Regions from separate parts of the Homo sapiens genome. Here all the other regions are linked to region 1. A link is a loop called in an ENCODE intact Hi-C map of the cell type or tissue named here. Cell type or tissue: MCF 10A. All regions are shown on one strand.

Region 1 (4,000 bases):
CTTATAGCCCTCAGATCCTATTCAAGTGTTGCCAGTTGTTCCAATAATGGTCTTTACAGTAGAAGAATCCAGTGCAGAATCACATGTTGCATTTAGTCCTAAGTGTCTTTACTTTCTTTCAGTCTGGAACAGTTCCTCAGGTTTTCCTTAACTTTCATGACTTTGACACTTTTGAAGATTACAGGCTATTTTGTAAAATGTCCCTCACTTTGAGTTTGTCAGCTGTCTCTCCATGATTAGATTCAGCTTATAATCTCTGAGAGGAGCATCACAGAAGTGGTACTGTGTCCCCATCACATTCCATCAGGTGGAACAAGATTCTGATTTGTTCCATTATTGATAACGTCTGCTCTGATCACTTGATTTAGGTGGTGTCTCCCAAGGCTTTTCACTGTAAAGTTACTCTTACTCCCTTTGTAATTAATCTTTTGCAGAGCAGTATTCCAAAACTACGTAAATAACCTATTCTTCATCAAACTTTCTATTTACTTATTTAATTGATTTGTATCACTTTAGACTCACATTTCCTATTCATTCAATGGGTTGCTATCTGTTATTACTTCATTACTTATTTTTGTTTTATTTTATTTATTTATTTATTTTGCTCTGTTGCCCAGGCCGGAGTGCAGTGGCATCATCTCGGCACACCACAATCTCTGCCTCCCAGGTTCAAGTGATCCTCCCACCTCAGCCTCCCAAGTAACTGGGATTACAGGCACATGCCACCAGGCCTGGCTAATTTTTTGTATTTTTGGTAGAGACAGGGTTTTACCATGTTGCCCAGGCTGGTCTCCAACTCCTGAGCTTAAGCAATCTGCCCACCTTGGCCTCCTAAAGTGCTGGGATTACAGGCACGAACCACCATGTCTGGCCTACTTGATTACTTGTTTTGATAACTTAATTGTTCTAGATTTGGCCACTGAGTGTGCCTGCAAACTGGCTTCCATATGATTTTGACATGCTCCATCATTGTTTTCTTTTCTTTTCTTTTTTTTAGACTGAGTCTCACTCTTGTTGCTCAGGCTGGAGTGCAGTGGTGAGATCTCAGCTCATTGCAACCTCTGCCTCCTGGATTCAAGCGATTCTCCTGCCTCAGCCTCCCAAGTAGCTGGGATTACAGATGCTCGCCACCATGCCCAGCTAATTTTTGTACTTTTAATAGAGATGGGGTTTCACCATGTTGGCCAGGCTGGTCTGGAACTCCTGACCTCAGGTGATCCGCCCTCCTCGACCTCCCAGAGTGCGGGGATTATAGGTGTGAGCCACCATGCCCTGCCACTCCAACATTGTTTTAAGCAATTTCTTGTTTTGGTAGGTGAATAAATATTTTTTACTTATATGAAAGGCCGAATTAGGTGTATATATAGAATTTAAGTTAATTGCATTTGCTCAAAGGATGGTATTTTGTGTTAAAATGAAATATCCTCCCAGAATTTTAAATCATGCAGCATGAACAGACATAAATGACAGCACCTATTTCTCAATGGGAGCTCTCACAGAGCGTCTGTTACAGCAAGAGAAATGAATTGGTTCCATGTTTTCTCCATTAGAAGACTATAATTAGAAACTGAGTCTTTGAATAGCATTTTTATCACCCTTAATTTTCAGTTTCTCATTTAAAAAATCCGTATATTTGTTGTTCTGTGAAAAATGTATTAATAGCTCTGCAAATGCTCCACTGCCCTTAGGAAAAAGATTGTATATTTAAATAGTCTTGGCTGGGCGTAGTGGCTCACACTTGTAATCCCAGCATTTTGGGAGGACACGGTGAGAGGATCACTTGAGCCCAGGAATTTGAGACCAGCCTGGGCAATATAGTGAGACTCTGCTTCTACAAAAAAAAAAAAAAAAGTCCTTTCAGGCACTTGAGATTGAGCACCTCCCCGCTCTGGCCTCTGCACTGGGGACGTACTCATCTGCATGCAAGCTCATCTCCGCTATCCTGTAGCGAGCACCTCGGGGTATGGCCTTTATACCTGCCTGGACCCCTCTTTGGGCCTGGTGTGCTCCAGATGCCTGGTAAGTGCTAATTGGACAGACTGGGTGGCCATGCACTGTGTCTCACTTCTGCCCACAGGATGGCAGCATTTGCTCAGAGCTCTGGCCCCACTAGGTGCTTGACTCTGGGAGTTCGTAAGACCTGGTTTCTTCCTGAAATGAAAACAGTGCTTTAGGTCTCTTCCTATGAAGGAACCCTCCATAAACTAATAGACAGTGTTATTTGCCCACCCCCTCTTCAATGTGCTTCGTGGAAAATGACATCTTTGAGGTGAATGACATGATGTTTTTGGACTATAGGCATCCATCCTCAAAGGGCTATCTAGCTCCAGAGTTGGTGTTAGCTAAAACTGAGCAAGCAGGCTGAACTCAGCAGCTCATTTTGTGTACAAGTCATTTAATGCAGAGAATTACTAGTTTTATTTAAAGATAATAGAGGAAAAAGGAACTATTAAGCACTTGCTGTATGCTATATGTTTTAAACCAGGGGTTCTCAAATTGAGTGGGCATCAGAATCACCTACAGGGACTGGTTAAAACAGACTGGCTTGGCACGGTGGCTCACACCTATAATCCCAGATACTCAGGAGGCCGAGGCAGGAGGATCACTCAACGCCAGAAGTTGGAGATCAGCCTGGCCAACAGAGTGAGACCATTGTCTGTACAAAAACTTAAGAAATTAGCCGAGCATTGTGGCATACGCCTGTAGTCCCAGATACTCAAGAGGCATGGGTAAGAGGACTGCTTGAGCCTAGGAGGTTGAGGCTATAGTAAGAGACGATTGCACTGAGAGGTAACAGCGTGCTGGCAGTCCTCACAGCCTTCGCTTGCTCTCGACGCCTCCTCTGCCTGGGCTCCCACTTTGGCAGCACTTGAGGAGCACTTCAGCCCACCGCTGCACTGTGGGGGCCCCTTTCTGGGCTGGCCAAGGCCGGAGCCGGCTCCCTCAGCTTGCAGGGAGGTGTGGAGGGAGAGGTGCGAGTGGGAACCAGGGCTGCGCCTGGCGCTTGCGGGCCATCTGGAGTTCCGGGTGGGCGTGGGCTTGGCGGGCCCCACACTCGGAGCAGCCGGCCGGCCCTGCCAGCCCCGGGCAATGAGGGGCTTAGCACCTGGGCCAGCGGCTGCGGAGGGTGTACTGGGTCCCCCAGCAGTGCCAGCCCGCTGGCGCTGCGCTCGATTTCTCACCGGGCCTTAGCTGCCTTCCCACGGGGCAGGGCTCGGGACCGGCAGCCCATCATGCCTGAGCCTCCCACCCCCTCCATGGGCTCCCAAGCCTCCCCGGTGTGTCCGGAGCCTCCCCGATGAGCACCGCCCCCTGCTCCATGGTGCCCAGTTCCATCGACCACCCAAGGGCTGGGGAGTGTGGGCGCACAGCATGGGACTGGCAGGCAGCTCCACCTGCAGCCCTGATGTGGGATCCACTGGGTGAAGCCAGCTGGGCTCCTAAGTCTGGTGGGGACGTGGAGAACCTTTATGTCTAGCCCAGGGATTGTAAATACAGCAATCGGCACTCTGTATCTAGCTCAAGGTTTGTAAACACACCAATCAGCACCCTGTGTCTAGCTCAGGGTTTGTGAATGCACCAATCCACACTCTGTATCTAGCTACTCTGGTGGGGACTTGGAGAACCTTTGTGTGGACACTCTGTATCTAGCCCATCTAGTGGGGAGGTGGAGAAACTTTGTGTCTAGCTCTGGGATTGTAAATGCACCAATCAGTGCCCTGTCAAAACAGACCACTTGGCTCTACCAATCAGCAGGATGTGGGTGGGGCCAGATGAGAGAATAAAAGCAGGCTGCCGGAGCCAGCAGTGGTAACCCGCTGGGGTCCCCTTCTACACTGTGGAAGCTTTGTTCTTTGCAATAAATCTTGCTACTGCTTACTCTTTGGGTCCACATTGCTTTTATGAGCTATAACACTCACCGCGAAGGTCTGCAGCTACACTCCTGAAGCTAGCGAGACCATGAGCCCACTGGGAGGAAAAAACAACTCCAGACGCGCTG
Region 2 (4,000 bases), 140 kb after region 1:
CTTTAATTCAAAGGTAAATCGGGGCAGTTCATCTCTTTTCCTCGTCCAATTGTTGGGTTTTGGAGAATTTGAGCAGTGGTGATTTTGCCATTTTTTCTCTTAAAAACAGGAAAATGTCATTTTACTAGATTTGTACTCAACAGGAAACTAGAATTATCAGAATTTTCTTGATAGCACAATGCAACAACACTTGTATAGAAGCCTCCAAACACTAAAGATTCAACAGTGCCTTCCAACTTTACAAATTCTCAGAGAGTCAATGATCCTTACCCCAGGAGTCACTGAGTCCTACTATGCACAGTGCTCTTCGTTAGGCACAGCAGGGGTGGCTGCAGGGATGATTGGGAAGACGCTGGCCTCCCTGAGCTTAATTGAGTGCCATGTTTCTTAATAAGAGTGTGCACTGGCCCCCCTGCGGTGCTGTCAAAACACACATTCCCAGGCAGTGGGGTTCACCTGCCTATGCAGGACCCAGATATGACACGGGGGATCTGAGGCACACCCCTGATTGAGAACCGCTGCCACGGGGGAAATGATCATCATTGAAAAATGGTAACAACAAAACCAAATAGAACGGATTAACTTTGAAAAAGTCAGGGATGACACACCTTGGCACTCTCAGAGAAACAGAATATTCTTTTTTTTTCTTTTTTTTTATACTTTAAGTTTTAGGGTACATGTGCACAACGTGCAGGTTTGTTACATATGTATACATGTGCCATGTTGGTGTGCTGCACCCATTAACTCGTCATTTACATTAGGTATATCTCCTAACGCTATCCCTCCCCCATCCCCCCACCCCACAACAGGCCCCGGTGTGTGATGTTCCCCTTCCTGTGTCCATGTGTTCTCATTGTTCAATCCCACCTGTGAGTGAGAACATGCGGTGTTTGGTTTTTTGTCCTTGCGATAGTTTGCTGAGAATGATGGAGAAACAGAATATTCTATTAAGCTGAGCACTTGTTCCCCATGACTTTGGAGAAGTGGGAGTGCGCGTTCATGGAAGGAGTTTGGAATGGATTGTTAAGGCAGGGGACTTGGCCACTTACTCTATTATCCTGAAAACTTTAAGCTGTCTGACCAGCTCCTGTGTGTAAGAGACTCAAGAGGAGTCACCTTTAAACTTTAAGATGTTGGAGCCAAAGAGCTGTCTTTATTATTGTTTTCTATGTCAAGTTTGAGGCTGTGTTTAGGGGACAGCCAGCTCTGTGACTGGGCAGAGGCAAGGCTATTAAGAGAAGGGACAGAAGTTGTTCGGACAGTCCCACAAAGGGCCTCCTGAACACAAACCAGGTCAGTCATTGTTACCAAAAACCGCTCACAGCCACTCTCCCGACATTTTCCTCTCCTTGTCAGGCAGTGCCCCTCAGACATGGAATTCTGGCTACAATCAGAGTTCTCAGAGATCCTCTGGCCTAATCTGCCCACTTTACAGACAACACAACTGAGATTGAGCTAGAACAAGTAGCTTGTCCAAGCTCACAAGTGATCAGCATCCCAGACAAACTGGCCCTGGCCTCTCGTCCCATGTAGAATGGGCAGAGGGTTGCTGGGGTGGGAGCCCCTTGGGCAGGGCAGTTGTTAGGCTGCTTTTTTTTTTTTTTTTTTTTTTTGAACATTTTCATTCTCTCAGCTGCCCATGCTGGGACTGTGATTTTTTGTATCCTGAGTTACACTGGAAGCTTCCTGAGAAGCGTGTCCACGGCCCCCTCACTTCACATGGCCTAGGGCGAGGACAAGTGTGTGGTTTCCAAGGTAACACATAGCTGGGTGGATTCAGCCTCCCGGGCCGCCTCCTCTTCCTGGGAGGCTTCATCTTAAGCCCGCAGGGGAGGAGGCGTGGGAGGCCAGGCGACGCACCGCCTTCCCATTCACAAACACGGACTCTTCCCGAAACCAGTCTCCCCTCTGTCCTCCTGCCAGGGTTCAAGGGCAGATGACCCCTCCCCACCCCGTCCTGAACTCCTGGAGCTAAGGAAGCTCCTGGAGGACTTGGCAAGAGGCGTTTGCCTGGAAGTCAACAGAACCCCAGCTGACGGGGAGGTCAAGCCTTAACATGCCCGGAGCAGGGCTTTTCACACCTGTTAATGGACACAGCACCACCCAGTGAGAGCATGATCCAGGATGACATTCCCCAGAGACAAAACAGAAAGTCAATACAGGCAGCCGAGAAACAAGCCTTGCTGCCACCACGAGCACACCCACCCCATCGGAGACGCCAGCCAGGGCCAGGGAGAGCAGCCGGGGGCCCTCACACCTGAGGGACAGGGAGCAGGGGCAGGAAAGCCCCCTCTGAGGCAGAAAGGGTTAAGCCCAAGTGTTTAAATGTTTAGCAAATAAAACCAAAATGTCACACAGAGACTGCCAGGGCTGGTGTAGTAACCATGGCAATCCATGGCCAGCGGCCGATCCAAGTGAAAAGGTGCTGGGATCGAGGTGGGCCTCCCAGAGAGTGGCAGGGAGGGCCATGGTGGGCATGGCCAGCTCACTGGGCAACCTGCTGGGACCCGCAGCCCCTTAGGATGCAGAAAGCACGGGCCAGATGCCAGGTCTGTGGGCTTCAGGTCAGGCTCTCAGCCTGTTAGAGGCTCTACTTTCTCCTTAGAATGAGGAGGGAGTAAATCTGCCATGCCTACCCCAGTTTTGTCATTCATTCATTCATTTATTCAGCCTACACTCATTGAATAGCACCTACTATGTGCTAGGCACTCTCATGCCTTTGGGGGTCCAACAGTGAAACCAATACAGTCCCCACTGCCATGGAGCCCACAGTCAGAGAAGGGAGTTGCAGGCAAGAAATAGTATTCACAACCAACATAAGACACGCAGGGACAAGTAAGAGCCGCTGCTATAAGAGCTGGTGCTAGGTCCACTCCTAGAAGGGGCACCCTGGGGTCAGGGAAGGGGGACGATGGCCAGAGAGAGTTCCTGGAGGAGGAAATATCTATGCTGAAACCTAAAAGGCAAAAAGGTGAAGGCGGCCAGGCCCAAGGCCTCATAGATGTGAAAACCCTCTAAAAAATACAAAGCGCTAGACAAGATGTGGCCACACCATCGTCTCTGAGGCGCTTGCTAATGTATCAGCTCTGAGCTTTCTGTCTTCAAAGTGTAGTCTGACGAGGATTTATTCCATGGTGTTCTGACTTCTCGGGCCCAGTTGGTGGTGTAGCTCCTCTCTCTATTTCTCCCTTTCTTTCTAGCCCCACTGTGCACAGCTGGGCCAGGCAGGAGGCCGAGGCCCAAAGAAGAGCAGCGCTCCAGTGAATCCCCATCACCAGTCGCTGTTCTCTGGAACACATTCCCCATTTTCAATTTCCCTTGTGTGCTGTGATCATCCAGGGGCACACTCATGAAAGTGGGACAGGAGAGGGATGTAAACCTGGCAGAGGAGGCCCCCATCTGGAATTTCCTTGTCAAGGTCTCCTCCCCTTCAGTACGAGTGGCCCGAGCTCCCTCCTTCCATCTGCTCATCACACCTGAGTTAAGGAGCTGACATGCTCAAACCTAGCCAGGCTGAGAAGTCTGTCTGGGGGTCTCAAGATCTCGGAGGTTCAATGAAGGTATTTCTAATTCATCAACCAACCAGCCAGAGACACCCTTAGGAAACCTCTACCAGGTGTCTGAAGAAGGATGGGGACTCTAGCCCCTACCTGGGGGGTTTGGGCAGCCTCCACCTCCCTTCGGAGGACAGGCACAGCTTCCTTCTCTTTTTTTTTCCTCTCCTGAAACGCTCTGGGCCAGCTTTGTCCTGAGCATACAAGGTCTCTGCTCCTGGCGAATGCAGGGCACAGCATCATCTCCGCGTGAAACCTGCCCAGCCTCTCTGGGAGAAATGCATCACTCCCTCCTCCGTGGCCACTTGGTGTTTCACAGACCCTCATATTATGGCACTTATGACCCTGGGTCACAGTGGATAAAGGTCTAGGACAAACCAATTTCCAAAGGCAGGAATCAGGTCTGCTTTATTTCTGGATTCTCAATGCCTAGCACAAAGTAGTCC
Region 3 (4,000 bases), 410 kb after region 1:
CAGGAGAGACCGAAATAACGGGGTGAGGGGACACCCCCTCCAAATGGGGTGTGTCGGCATTCGCCTTTCTGCAAGAGAGGCGAGAGGCTATAGGGGATGAAGTGGAGCAAGAAGAGAGAACAGTACGAAGGGGCAGGGCACAACCCGGTCCCCAGGTCCCAGCCCACCCCCACCCTTCCGCAGGAGGCGCGGCCCTAGAGGCGGGGTTAGCTGCGGAGCTTCGCGTGGGCCCAGCGGCACCTCTCTCTCCGCACTGCTAGGGAGAAGGAGGGAGGATGACAGATTCAATTAAAGTGCCCAAGCCAAGCAGACACGTTGGGTCTCCAAAGAGTTGTGGCTGGGAATTCCTGGCTCTCACCCCGTTTGTCCCCGTGCCCTCTGTGTACCAACTGGGCCCAGCCACCCCACCGGCAGGTCTTTCTCTCACATGCCCAGCCTTGGGGGGGCATTTCAGGAGCTGTTCCTGCCACCCAGCGCAGGAGTACATAACAGATGGCTTCCCTTCACCTGTGGTCGCCCTGCAACCTTTTTTATAAGGCTAGTCCTGCCCTGTTGAGGAAATGGAATTACCTGTAGGAATACCTTGGGTGTTGGCTTCCTCCCTGCTGGAATGGGGTGTGTTGTAGGGGGAACTGGGCGGTACAGCAGGGAGGGGCTGCTTCAGAGTGGGACTGGAAACATGGGTGAGGCTCAAAGACAGAGATCCCAGTGTGGCTGTGCAGCTGCTCCAGACCTGGCACCCTCACCACTGGAGGCCCCCTCCCCAAGGCCTGAGGGGAGGAACAGACTGTGGGTTGGTGACGGACAGGCAAGCCTAGGATGGCAGTTTGGAGCCAGGCCTGGTCTAACCCGTTTTCCTGCTCCCAGTGCCGCAGGCCGAGGCTCCTGCCCACCTGAGTGCCAGGGCAAGGGAGGGGCCTGAGTGACCCATTAATCCCATGGGAACAGAGTGGGGCTGGTGGCATTCCTGATGACCAAAGGAGGCTGTGCCAATTCTTACTGGGGTACCCAAACATCAGCTCTCTGCCTGCCTCACTGTCAGGCTTGGAATGGGTTGCTGGTGGAGGGGACAGCACAAGCAAAGCCAAGGAAGTGGGGTCAGGGGGGAGGGACCCCCAAGGCCCCACCGTGTGCAGAAGCCTCCACGCTCATTTCTTTAATGGATCTAATTACTGTTTGGGGAACTGGGTGGTGCCTGGTGACATAGGGAGCCAGTCTCTCCCCCCAGGGAGCTCCCAGGGACTAGGGACCCCGTGGTATGACATTTTGCCAAGGACCCCATGCCTTTCTGTGTCCACCACTCTCCTTGCACTGCCAAGATATGTGCATTCTTACGCTAAAGAAATTAGGGAAAACTCCTGCCCCCTCTCCGAGTTTCTTTCTCCATTCAGAGGTTTCTCCATCCCCACACCGCTCACTACTGCCATCGAGGGTGTTAAGACCAACACTTTGATGGTGACTAGCAAGGCAGGTGGGGATTACAAGGGACCCAGCATCTGCTTCTCTGTCCCAAAGAGGGATCAGGGAAATAAGAGGCGCAGCCATCTTGTCTAGGCCCTGTGCCCACTGCTCTGCCCAGCATCATTAAGGGGGGCCGTTGTGCCAGGTTGAGGAAGGAGGTGCACAATGAGACAGAAGTTTGGGCTGGTTGGCATGATGCCATGTGGAGTCTTGGTACTGAGTCCCTTAGCGCCCTCATGTGTTTAAAGTTCCTGGGAGCCTAACTGTCCTTGGCCTCAGGGTGGGGTCTCTGTCACGGGACTCAAGGTACAGAAGCCAGTGATACTGTAGTATGGGGAGGGCAGGGGGAGACCCCCAGATTGGTGGGGTCAACCAATACTGGCATGCGGGCCAGCACACATACAGCCCAGCTTTTCTGTGTGTCTGCTGCCTATGAGTGGGCGGTGGACATATTTGTGCGTGTGCCATAGAACTTATGCATGTATATGCATGAAGCCGCCATACATGCGTCTGTAAGGGCAGGTCCTGTTGGACTGGCCTCCGGGGTGGACTGGCAGCCGCAGGGAAGCATGGTGGGAGAAGCGATGGAGGGTGTGTGCGTCCCTCGGAGGGGATCCCTCCCACGTTCACCCTTGGCTTCCATCCCTCCCATCCCTCCTCCCGGCTGCTGAATTATGGGGGATGGACGGAGGAAATCCGGGCCTGGGTCTGAGAGTCGCTGGGGCCTGCGCCGTTTCTGTGGCAACCAAAGCGTACGTTCCCTTCTTCCCTCCGCCCCTCTCCCTCGCCTCCTTTTCTTTGGAGGCAGGCCGGGCTTCCCTGCGCCTTTGCTACCCTCTGGTGGCCAACAGGAGAAGGACAGACCAAGAAGGAGGGCACGGAAGGAGACTTAGGGGAGCGGCGGCACTAGGGCCCCGGGGGCAGAGACAGGGCTGAGCCGCGAGGAAGCTCGGAGGAAAAGTCGGAAGGCTACGCGGACCCTGGGGAGGGGCTGCGGAGCGGTCAGATGGAAAGCGGCTTTGCTCTGGGGTTTCTTCTCTCTGAGCCGCTTCCTCTTCCCCACAGCCTGCGGCGAGAGGGCTACACCGTGCAGGTGAACGTGAACGACTATCTGGATATTTACTGCCCGCACTACAACAGCTCGGGGGTGGGCCCCGGGGCGGGACCGGGGCCCGGAGGCGGGGCAGAGCAGTACGTGCTGTACATGGTGAGCCGCAACGGCTACCGCACCTGCAACGCCAGCCAGGGCTTCAAGCGCTGGGAGTGCAACCGGCCGCACGCCCCGCACAGCCCCATCAAGTTCTCGGAGAAGTTCCAGCGCTACAGCGCCTTCTCTCTGGGCTACGAGTTCCACGCCGGCCACGAGTACTACTACATCTGTGAGTGACGGCGGCCGGGCGGGCGGGTCTGAACGCGAGAGTCTGAGTGACAGCCGGGGGGTGGAGCCCCTAGGCTCCGGGGCGGGGCCGGCGCGGCGGGCGCCAGGTCTCGCGGCTGAGACCAGGGAGGAGGCGTGGGCACGGGACGCCTGAGGGGTTCAGCTCAGACGAGGTCGTGGGGCCAAGAGAGGAGTTTGGTGACAGTCCCAAGTTTGGGCTGCGGAGAATCGCTGTTTCTGTGAGGGACATTCCGGGGTTGGAACATCAGGGATCCCAGTTTCTTGAGGGGTGGGACCAAAGGGGCGTCTAGGGCCGACGGCAGAGCTAAAGTGACCCGTGTCCAAAGGGTAGGGGAGCTCCTGAAGGAGACCGCCCGACGGGGACAGTTTGGAGGGGGTGAGAAATAGAGCCGTCGAGGGAGGGCACAGGCACACATTGGGCGAAAGTGACTCAGGCCCGGTCTCCTCCCCAGCCACGCCCACTCACAACCTGCACTGGAAGTGTCTGAGGATGAAGGTGTTCGTCTGCTGCGCCTCCAGTGAGTAGAATAGGCTCCGAGCCGCGCCCCCATCCTCAGCTCCCTGCTTTGGGGCTCCCCTGGCTTCCTGGGGGTGGGGGCGGAGGGCACAGGTGAGGGGGGCTTGCTCCCCAGCCGTAGCAAGGGGAGGGAATCCTGGCCCTGACTCTCCCCTCCTCTCTCCCCACCCGCACCCCACCCCGCAGCATCGCACTCCGGGGAGAAGCCGGTCCCCACTCTCCCCCAGTTCACCATGGGCCCCAATGTGAAGATCAACGTGCTGGGTGAGTCTGCGCAGCGCCCTCTGGTGGCCACTGCTGGAACCGCAGCCCCCCGCCCCGGTGCCTGCTCACCTCGCATGCCTTCCCTGGGGGCACTGATACTTCCTACCCTGTGGGTGGTCACGTCCCTGGCTCCATTGCTGCTGCCGCGTGCCCCTGCCCTGGCGCGCAACCCAGCCCTCACCAGTCTGTCTGTTCCTCTGTCCACAGAAGACTTTGAGGGAGAGAACCCTCAGGTGCCCAAGCTTGAGAAGAGCATCAGCGGGACCAGCCCCAAACGGGAACACCTGCCCCTGGCCGTGGGCATCGCCTTCTTCCTCATGACGTTCTTGGCCTCCTAGCTCTGCCCCCTCCCCTGGGGG
Region 4 (4,000 bases), 80 kb after region 1:
CTTCCACACTGCAGCCAGGGAAATCTTTCTGAAACTCCAGACCCTCCCCTGCTCCCAATCTACCAGTGGCTCCCCCTCTCCTAGGTGTGGGAAGAGGAGAGGGGACGTTCTCAGCCTCTGCACAGCGACACACTGGGGCAGACAAACAGTCTCTCTGGGGCTAATAGTAGTTGAAGGATTGACATTTGTGAACGATTTATTTTTTTTGTTATGGCAGTTTCAAGGCTATCCTGTGATAATATCACTCTCGCTATCTGGTACTCTGATTTGCTTTCTTCAGTGGAAAGGAAGGGCCGGGACTCCAGCTAGCCTGATGGAAATGATTTATAACCTGGGGCACACCCACAGCAGAAGTCGGCTGTCTGAATATCATCTCTCCTGCATCGCTGGAATCAAAGAAACAAGTACATAAATAAGGTTGGAAACTGTTGGCTGATAGAAGAGTCATTCCAAAATCCTTAGGCTGGTGAAAAAGGCCCGTGCCTGCTCCTGTAGCGTTGAGTGCACTGCCGCATCTTATGACACCCCAGCAAGCAACTGCTTATTCTCTCCTCCAATCCATGCTCCCCCACCTCCGAGCTTCCCTCATGCTGGCCCCTCTGCCCGGAGGCCCCTTAGGCCTAGGAAATCACCTCCTCCGGAAAGCCGTCCCGGATCAAGTGCCCTCTGTGGAGCCCCTTCTTCCCCATTCTCCCTCACTTCTCACCACCGGCTCTTGGCCATCTCCACCCCCAGCACCAGCCTCCATTGGTTGGTTGGTTTGTCGGTCGGCAGGTGCTGAGAAAGCTGGTCAGAGCTACTGAAGGAAGCTGTGAATGAACAAGGACTTAGGGGAAAGTGACGTTTAAACCTGGTCTCATCTCACTCCCTGCTGTGGGCCTCTGCTTTCTGTTTAAAGCCATTCTGGGTCTCTGCTTGCTCTCACAGCTGCTGTCTGTCTGTGGTTTTCATTGAGCTCCACCCGCCCGGGGCCCTCAGTCTGCCGCCCGCGCCTGCAAGCTTTCTCTCTCCTGGTTGAGCCTTTCCCGACATCTGCCATCAGTCACAGAGCGTGACTTGGAAGCAAAGGGGCTTCACAGTTCATCGTTTTTTATATACAGAGAGAAGAACAACAGTAGTTGGGATTCTTGCAAAATACTTCCTCAAAGATCTTAGAGATGATCTACTTCTCATTTCATTTTATTTCTGGGGCTATCTCTGTGTGGTAGGTAAGACTGGATGCTAATCTTATTTGAAGAGATAACAATAATCACTATCATTTCTCAAGTGCCAATCACGTGCCATGTGGGCCAAAGCTTTATGCGCATTACTGAATTTAATCCTCAAAAAACAAGACTCATAACTGTCACTTCCTATTTTACTGAATTGGAAAATTAGACCAGGTGCAGTGGCTCATGCCTGTAATCCAAGCACTTTGGGAGGCTGAGACAGAAGGATCCCTTGAGCCCAGGATTTCAAGACCAGACTGGGCAACATAGTGAGATGCTGTCTCTACAAAAAATGAATAAAATTAGCAGGGCATGGTGGTACGTGTCTATAGTCCCAGCTATTCTGGAGGCTGAGGTGGGAGGATCACTTGATTAATTACTAGATTAGGAAACTTGCACAAAATAAAACATCAATTGAGTGGCAGGGCCCGAGTGTGTGCTTGGACTTGCCTGCATCCACAGCCCTGTCTTTGACCATATTGCACCTTGGAGGAGCCCTGTCTTTGACCATATTACACCTTGGAGGAGGTGGAGACCTAAAAAGGGAGGTGAGATGAGTGGAGAGACTGGTGGGGATTCTCTCTCTCTCAGGTATCTCATCCTGGATCTGTGTTATAATGAGCCATGCTTCCCAGGAGAGTAAGACAGAGCCAGGGCTGCCCTGTTCAGCAGCATAGGTTGCGCACTGTGCAACTCCAAGGAGTGCCAGTCACGAAGACTTCAATGTGAATGGCACCCCCTGGAGGGAAGTGCTGCATAGGCAGTGCTCCTGGCAAGAGCCCTAAAGAAAAGACGGGTGTCTTGCTCTTCTCAGTTATGCTTTCCAAAGATAATTAAAGGCAGGCAGCTCCCCAGGCAAGCAAATGTTGTGGAAGGCACACAAAGCTGCAGCCTCACCTAGGCAGGGTTAGTGTGGGAAGGACGTGGGAATCACCCTGTGACCAAGAACAAAGAGGAACAGCACAGAACAAGTACCCTGGGAAGGAATTTTCTTGTTTTTGTTTCCCAGAGCAGTGGGGTTCCCAGGGCAGGACGTGGGAGCTCTGGTTGGGCGTCTTTCCCTGCCACAGAGAAGACAGGGTGCCAAGGAGGAGCCTGGGACGTCAGGGCGAGTGGGAAGAATTCTGACTCAGCAGAGGTTGCAAAGTAGCCCCCAGGGAATCAGAGAGAGAGGAAGATAGAGAAAGAGAGGGACAGGGATGGAGACAGAGACAATGGCTGGAAGGGGAGGAGTCTGAGGGCAAGGGCACCTGGGTGAGGGTCTGGCCTGAGCATGAGGGGCCTGAGGACAGGGATATGCACAATAATGCCCTGACCCGGGGTCCCCACGGCCGTGGGGCTTGGGGAGACTACGGGATGCTCCCGGACCACAAGCAGCCTGCCCAGGGAGTGCAGCTGTCCCTGACCTCTCGCCTCTTTCCATAGGCCTGGGCTACGCAGAAAGGCACATTTCCCTGCTTTCTGGGAGTGGGCTCTGGCCAAGTGAAGCGTCACGAAGTCTGGGATGGGAGTAGTTTCTCAGGGGCTGGTCCGGCCCCAACTGCCCACAGCCAAGTCACCTGAGCCTTGGTTTACATGATTAACTGAAAATTCTGGTACACGTCAGGAATAAAGCTAATTCCGAAGGTCAACACTATATGGAGAAAGGAATGGAGACAGCCAGTCGCACACACTTTTCCCTCAGAAGGGCCTTTCTTGCTGGAGAAGCTTCTAAAGCCTCGAAGCTGGTGCACCCCAAGCTCTGGAGAGCAGCGGCTGGAAGGGAAGGCTCCAGGCCTGGTGCTCAGGCCAAGGGCCTCCTGCACCCCTCCTCACCCATTTCCTCGGCCCCAGGAGCAGAATGAAAGAGATATGAAGAGACAGATTGCCTTCAGCAATCCTTTTCTCTGCCTCTTGAACTGAGAGATTCTTACTTAAGGAAAGGAAGGAGCAGGATAAAGAGATGACCCATCTGGAGATGCCTTCTCACCTGTGGGGTCTGAAGGGAATAGAGCAAAACCCCCTTCGCATCAACTCTCACAGCTCTGGGCCTCCCTCTCTTCATCTGGGAAGGGTGGGGGGCTGGGTCCATGTGCATTAGGGCCCCTTCCAGCTCTAAGGAGCTGTAATTCTCAGAGAATGTTTTCTTACCCGTTTCCCACACTAGATGGAGAGCTGGTTAGGTAGGGGAGTGGGCAGCTGCAGCCCTGATCCTTGATAAGGGTCTTAAGAGACCATCTTTGAAGACACAGATGCCCAGGAGGCTTGCCCTAAATCAGCCTCATGGTGACAAGTGTCGTGGCTGTGCTCGGGGTCTCTGCATACAGTGGGATTCTCCTGGGGAGCATCAGCTCAGAGGCCCAGGACCCCCTCAGCTTCTGAGCTTTCCTGGGGCGGTGAGAGCAGCCCTGGACACGTGGCTGAAGGCCTGGGCAGCAGGGGCCTGCCTGCTGTGTCAGCTTTACCATCAGAGTCACTGAGTCTTGGGGCTCCCTCTAGCCCAGTTCACCTCATTCTTTTTAGATAAGCAAATGGAGGCCAGAAAGCGGAGAACTGGGCATCTGGTGCACTTCTCACCACATGCTGCCTCTTTCTAGCCACAGGGCATCAGATGTGTGAGCTCGGCAGAGTCCAGTCCCAGGAGAGAGACCCTTGGCTGGGAGCTCAGACCCGCCCAACTCGCGGTGTGAGTCTGGACAAGTTGCTTCCCTTCTTTGGGCTTTGGTTTCCTCGTGTGTACAATATGAGGATTTGGCTAAAGAAGCTCTAAAGCCCCCTCCAGCTCTAAGTCAGGTGTTTTTTTGGATCACATT
Region 5 (4,000 bases), 190 kb before region 1:
TCTGCTGTATTGCCAGCGTCAGTTATGGGAGTAGCAAGATAATGAAGCACACCCTGCCCAGTGGCTTCCAGAAGTTCCTGGTCTACAAGGTCAAGGAGCCGGAATGAAGCGCTGCTGATGTGCAACAAATTATACTGAGCTGAGATTGCTCACAATGTTTCCTCCAGAACCACAAGGCCACTGTGGAGCGAGCAGCCCCGTGGGCCATCAGTCACCACTCCCAAGGCCAGGCTGTGCAGCGAAGAAAATGAACAGACAACTCAGTCTATGTTTTGTTTTTAAATGAAATCATAAAAAGTGCAAAAAAAAAAAAAAAAAAAACACTCTAGAGTGAGACCTGGGCCGCAATCTGGGCTCTACCACTTACTATGACTGACCCAAGACAAGTTATTTCATCATTCTAAGCACCCGTGTTTTTATCTGAAAAACAAGGTTCCCACCTGGCTGAGTTGTGGCAGATTAAATGAGATGCTGTATGATGAAAAGCATTTGTTCAGCAGCACACCTGGTGCGGAAAAAGAGTCTATTCTCACTACTTACATCTTGGCCTTTCACAGGGTCAGAATCCAACATTCAACACTCAAACCCTGGGTGCTTGTAAACACGTGTTCAATCTGAATTCTGAAAACCATTACTCTAATTGCTCGGGTGGTGGGTGGCGGGAGCATTTCTTAATGCAAACTTCCTCTTCTCTTAAACACAGATGGGTTAAAACAATAGGCACTTGTTCCACCTGGTGGCAACTTACATAAATGTTTAATGGAAGTTAAAAACTTGAAACCATGTTAGGAATTTTGGAGGGGAAAACTTTTTGATAGCAGACTCAACAGTATGCCCTTCTAGGACCTGACGTGAATTTATTTGTGCATTTCCAAATAGGAGCTTCCAACAGGGCTTCTCCACCATTGGCTGTGTATCCAAATCACCTGGTACAATTTTTTTTTAAAATAGGTTTTTGAACTTTGCAACAGACTTAGGGCATCCCACAGATGGCATGGGACATTTGTATTAATAACAAACTGATAAAAACAGAAGCAGAGCCCAAATCTTCTATCTAGTGAGGGATGAGAACCAGTGCACTAACTTTCGACTCAGGAAGAGATGGGCCAGGAAATGGCAGTAAAACATCACTGTATTACTATTTTACTTGGGAAGAAAAACATAATAGAAGGACTCTAAATGTGAACAGAGTAAATAAAAGATAGAATCTGCTGGTTATGTTCCATCATGGTGTTTCTATATTTCATTAATGGTGACTGCAAATGAAACTCTGCTGTAGCTCTTACCATGGGAAGTATTTTTCTGAAGGAAGATGATTCTCAGAGCTAACTGAATTAAGCAAAACCACTGTAGTTTTCTTGGAATAATGTTTATTTAAAGTTACATTTCAGAGGAAACTATCTTCAGGAGGGCATGAAGCCTATATTGGCTACTGCAAAACAACCAGAAGTTTTATAAAATATTTCTGATTTAAATTACTAAGGCACTATAGATAGACACCTATATTACATACAATCTTCAAACATTTTTAAAAGTTGAAACTATGTATTAGTTGATATCTAAAATATTAAAGCCCCTGACAAACTGAACGGCTAAGAACTTGACAAAATGAGACGCCTGTTTCAATGATTCTGTTGCCAGCATATTAATTAAAATACAATTTGAGATTCTAAATTACACGATCCAGCCTTAGTCCAGGGACCTTGTGATGATAGTTGTATTAGACTTCAAAACACCCTTTCCGCAGGAAAGGGCATTTTTCAAGATGGCAACTGCTGTGTCATCATTTTCCCTTTTCTGGACTGTATCAGAAATCCTTCAGAAAGCCCTACCCTTAAATGCACAGCTGCTTTTCCCAACTGCAGTTTTCTCTTTTCCCATTAGATGGCAGTAACGCACCATCTCTCTTCACACAGGGTCAGCGGTGGAGGGTAAGTTGAACAGAAGGCCCACTGCACAGCAGGCCAAGTTTCTCTAGTCCACGTTAGTGGGGCACAAAAATTGGAAATGAGAATACAGAAGAGTGATTCTAACCAGGTCATAAGGCCAAACTAGTGCTAGTTATGGAAAAATAGGAGACAACTAGTGAACGAGAGATCTGTGAAGGGTTTCAGTGCAATCCTGCTGAGTGTCAAGGGGTGCGGGGAAGGGAAATGAAATCGACATCACTGCACTCCCTAAACCCTGGAAGGAGGGAGAAACAAGGGGCTAACCTTTGACTGAAAAAGGGCATCTGACAGAACAGAAACTAACCCCACTTAACCCGCAACTGAAGAATGCCTCACAGTTATTCTTCTGAATATCAAGATGCATCCAGTAACAACAGCCAATAACAGACTAGTAACAGAGTTACATAATCCAATTAACAAATTAGGACAATTTCCCACCACCTGCCTCAAAAACTCCTGGCTGCCCCTATCAGCTACCTGCCCACCTCCCCATCCTGCGGCAGAGGCTAGTACACAAATACCAATTCTGCAAAGTACGGAGACTTCCAACAGCAAAGAATAAAGGCTTTCTAAAATGCTTAAGAAAGTGCTTTGAATAACTTAAAATGACACTTCTGCCCCCAACAGAGAGTAGATATATCAATATTTACCTTTTTGTATACATATTAACACTTCTCCATTATTTTATTCCTAGCTTAAATACACACAAGGCCAGTGGTTTGCAGGCCATCCTGAGATACAACTATGGTATCAAAGTAAATAGCAAGGTCCTTTACTCTCTCTTCTTATAGGCCTGAAACTAACCAACTGAACTTGTCCAGTCATCGCAAGCAAGTATTTTTTTTAAAGAAGGTGTGATCAAGAAGAACACTGACACAGCTCTATGGATGCTAAATTCAAGGCAAATTCACTGAAAGACATTCTTCTCACCAGAGAATATCCTGGGAGATGGAATAACTCGAAGGAATGAGGACTACAGGAAAATACTTGTCTCAAGACAAAATGACAAAAAGCCAGAGCATTCAGAGCTCAGAGAACATGTCACAGAGCTTCAGATCAGCTGGCCATGGAGGTTTAACAAGGAAGCCATTAGGGACACCCTGCTGGGCCTAATTGTTTTTAGAACATATGGAACTTTGTGCCACCACACAGCTGTGAACTCCCTGGCTTTTGTCAGCTTGTGTCACAACCTCAAGAAGAAAATAGCTCACTAACGCCCCCACCTCTGACTTCCCACTAATTTACTATATTTCTTCTTATAACCTCCTGTACAACTGTAAAGCAACTGGACAATATGTAAACTCTGCCTCTCCTCTACTTTTAATTCTATAAAGAATATAGTATGACTTGTCACAGAGAAACAGTATAGAAGAAGCATAATACTGGGCATATGACAGAAGCTCAATAAATACTTAATGTATCTGGCCTGTTTTCAAGATGTTATTTCATTATACATTCATCACAGTTGCTGGGTATGGGCCAAAAATCATTTAGTGCACAAAGAAAAATTGTATAAAGCTTTTAGCATTTATTAAAATTAGAATAACTGCTGTATTCCCTTTGTAGAATAAGGTTAAGTAAAAACGTTTCATTTCTAGAATGTTAAACTAAAAATAAGTTTAACACAATGAATAATTTGTATAAAGATAATAAATATTTGTTGAATGGATGCTGAAAAAACCTTTTAAAATCTTACACTAAAGATATAGTAAATGAACCAATACACACTGAAAACATTCTATCAGTATCTGAAAAAAACATTCCTTTTGGTTTTTTGTTTGCTTGCTTGTTGAGACAGGGTCTCACTCTGTCACTCAGGCTGGAGTGCAATGGTGCGATCATGGCTCGCTGCAGCCTTGACCTGAGCAGAGGTGATCCACCTACCTCAGCCTCCCGAATAGCTGGAACCACAGGCATCCACCACCAGGCCAGGCTTTTTTTTTTTTTTTTTTTTGAGATGGAGTTTCGCTCTTGTCACCCAGGATGGAGTGCAGTGACATAATCTTGGCTCACTGCAACCTCCACCTCCTGGGCTCAAGTGATTCTCGTGC

What was found. Peaks named below come from ENCODE experiments on the same cell type or tissue, not always from the same donor. Only the 100,000 strongest peaks of a DNase experiment are listed, where the experiment ranks them.
Region 2: it touches region 1 in a loop (8-fold over the local background); 2 of 110 quality-filtered maps call a loop at or near these places.
Region 3: a loop joins it to region 1, with 12 times the contacts of the local background. A loop is called at or near these places in 14 of 110 quality-filtered maps.
Region 4: it touches region 1 in a loop (9-fold over the local background); 21 of 110 quality-filtered maps call a loop at or near these places.
Region 5: it touches region 1 in a loop (8-fold over the local background); 15 of 110 quality-filtered maps call a loop at or near these places.

What each region holds. Positions count from the first base shown.
Region 1 is chr1:154,667,784-154,671,783 of GRCh38, forward strand. It overlaps LOC124904428 (a long non-coding RNA gene), which reads left to right and starts at 3,809. Exons shown (of 2, transcript XR_007066636.1): 1 at 3,809-4,000. In MCF 10A, a CTCF peak has its summit at 2,081 (motif pointing right); a DNase peak (open chromatin) is centred at 2,088.
Region 2 is chr1:154,811,619-154,815,618 of GRCh38, forward strand. All of the region lies in intron 2 of KCNN3 (potassium calcium-activated channel subfamily N member 3), which reads right to left. Among named protein-coding and RNA genes, the nearest start is that of KCNN3, 57 kb to the right of the region's middle. RefSeq lists enhancers at 1,297-1,956, 1,957-2,614. In MCF 10A, no CTCF peak of the experiment used is centred here; a DNase peak (open chromatin) is centred at 2,023.
Region 3 is chr1:155,082,565-155,086,564 of GRCh38, forward strand. EFNA4-EFNA3 (EFNA4-EFNA3 readthrough) reads left to right here. Exons shown (of 5, transcript NM_001407761.1): 2 at 2,527-2,840; 3 at 3,313-3,378; 4 at 3,564-3,641; 5 at 3,849-4,000. The coding sequence ends at 3,979. EFNA3 (ephrin A3) reads left to right here. Exons shown (of 5, transcript NM_004952.5): 2 at 2,527-2,840; 3 at 3,313-3,378; 4 at 3,564-3,641; 5 at 3,849-4,000. The coding sequence ends at 3,979. Among named protein-coding and RNA genes, the nearest start is that of EFNA3, 5.7 kb to the left of the region's middle. RefSeq lists an enhancer at 1,747-2,046 and silencers at 2,547-2,646, 2,847-3,046, 3,244-3,412, 3,397-3,446. In MCF 10A, CTCF peaks have their summits at 1,729 (motif pointing left), 2,309 (motif pointing left) and 3,688 (motif pointing left); DNase peaks (open chromatin) are centred at 2,357, 2,617, 2,857, 3,327 and 2 weaker places.
Region 4 is chr1:154,747,303-154,751,302 of GRCh38, forward strand. The region is part of intron 3 of KCNN3 (potassium calcium-activated channel subfamily N member 3); the gene reads right to left. Among named protein-coding and RNA genes, the nearest start is that of KCNN3, 120 kb to the right of the region's middle. RefSeq lists enhancers at 991-1,200, 2,096-2,599 and a silencer at 1,849-1,898. In MCF 10A, a CTCF peak has its summit at 1,986 (motif pointing left); DNase peaks (open chromatin) are centred at 1,959 and 2,239.
Region 5 is chr1:154,478,128-154,482,127 of GRCh38, forward strand. It overlaps SHE (Src homology 2 domain containing E), which reads right to left. Exons shown (of 6, transcript NM_001010846.3): 6 at 1,354-4,000. Among named protein-coding and RNA genes, the nearest start is that of TDRD10, 22 kb to the right of the region's middle. In MCF 10A, a CTCF peak has its summit at 1,880 (motif pointing right); DNase peaks (open chromatin) are centred at 714 and 1,874.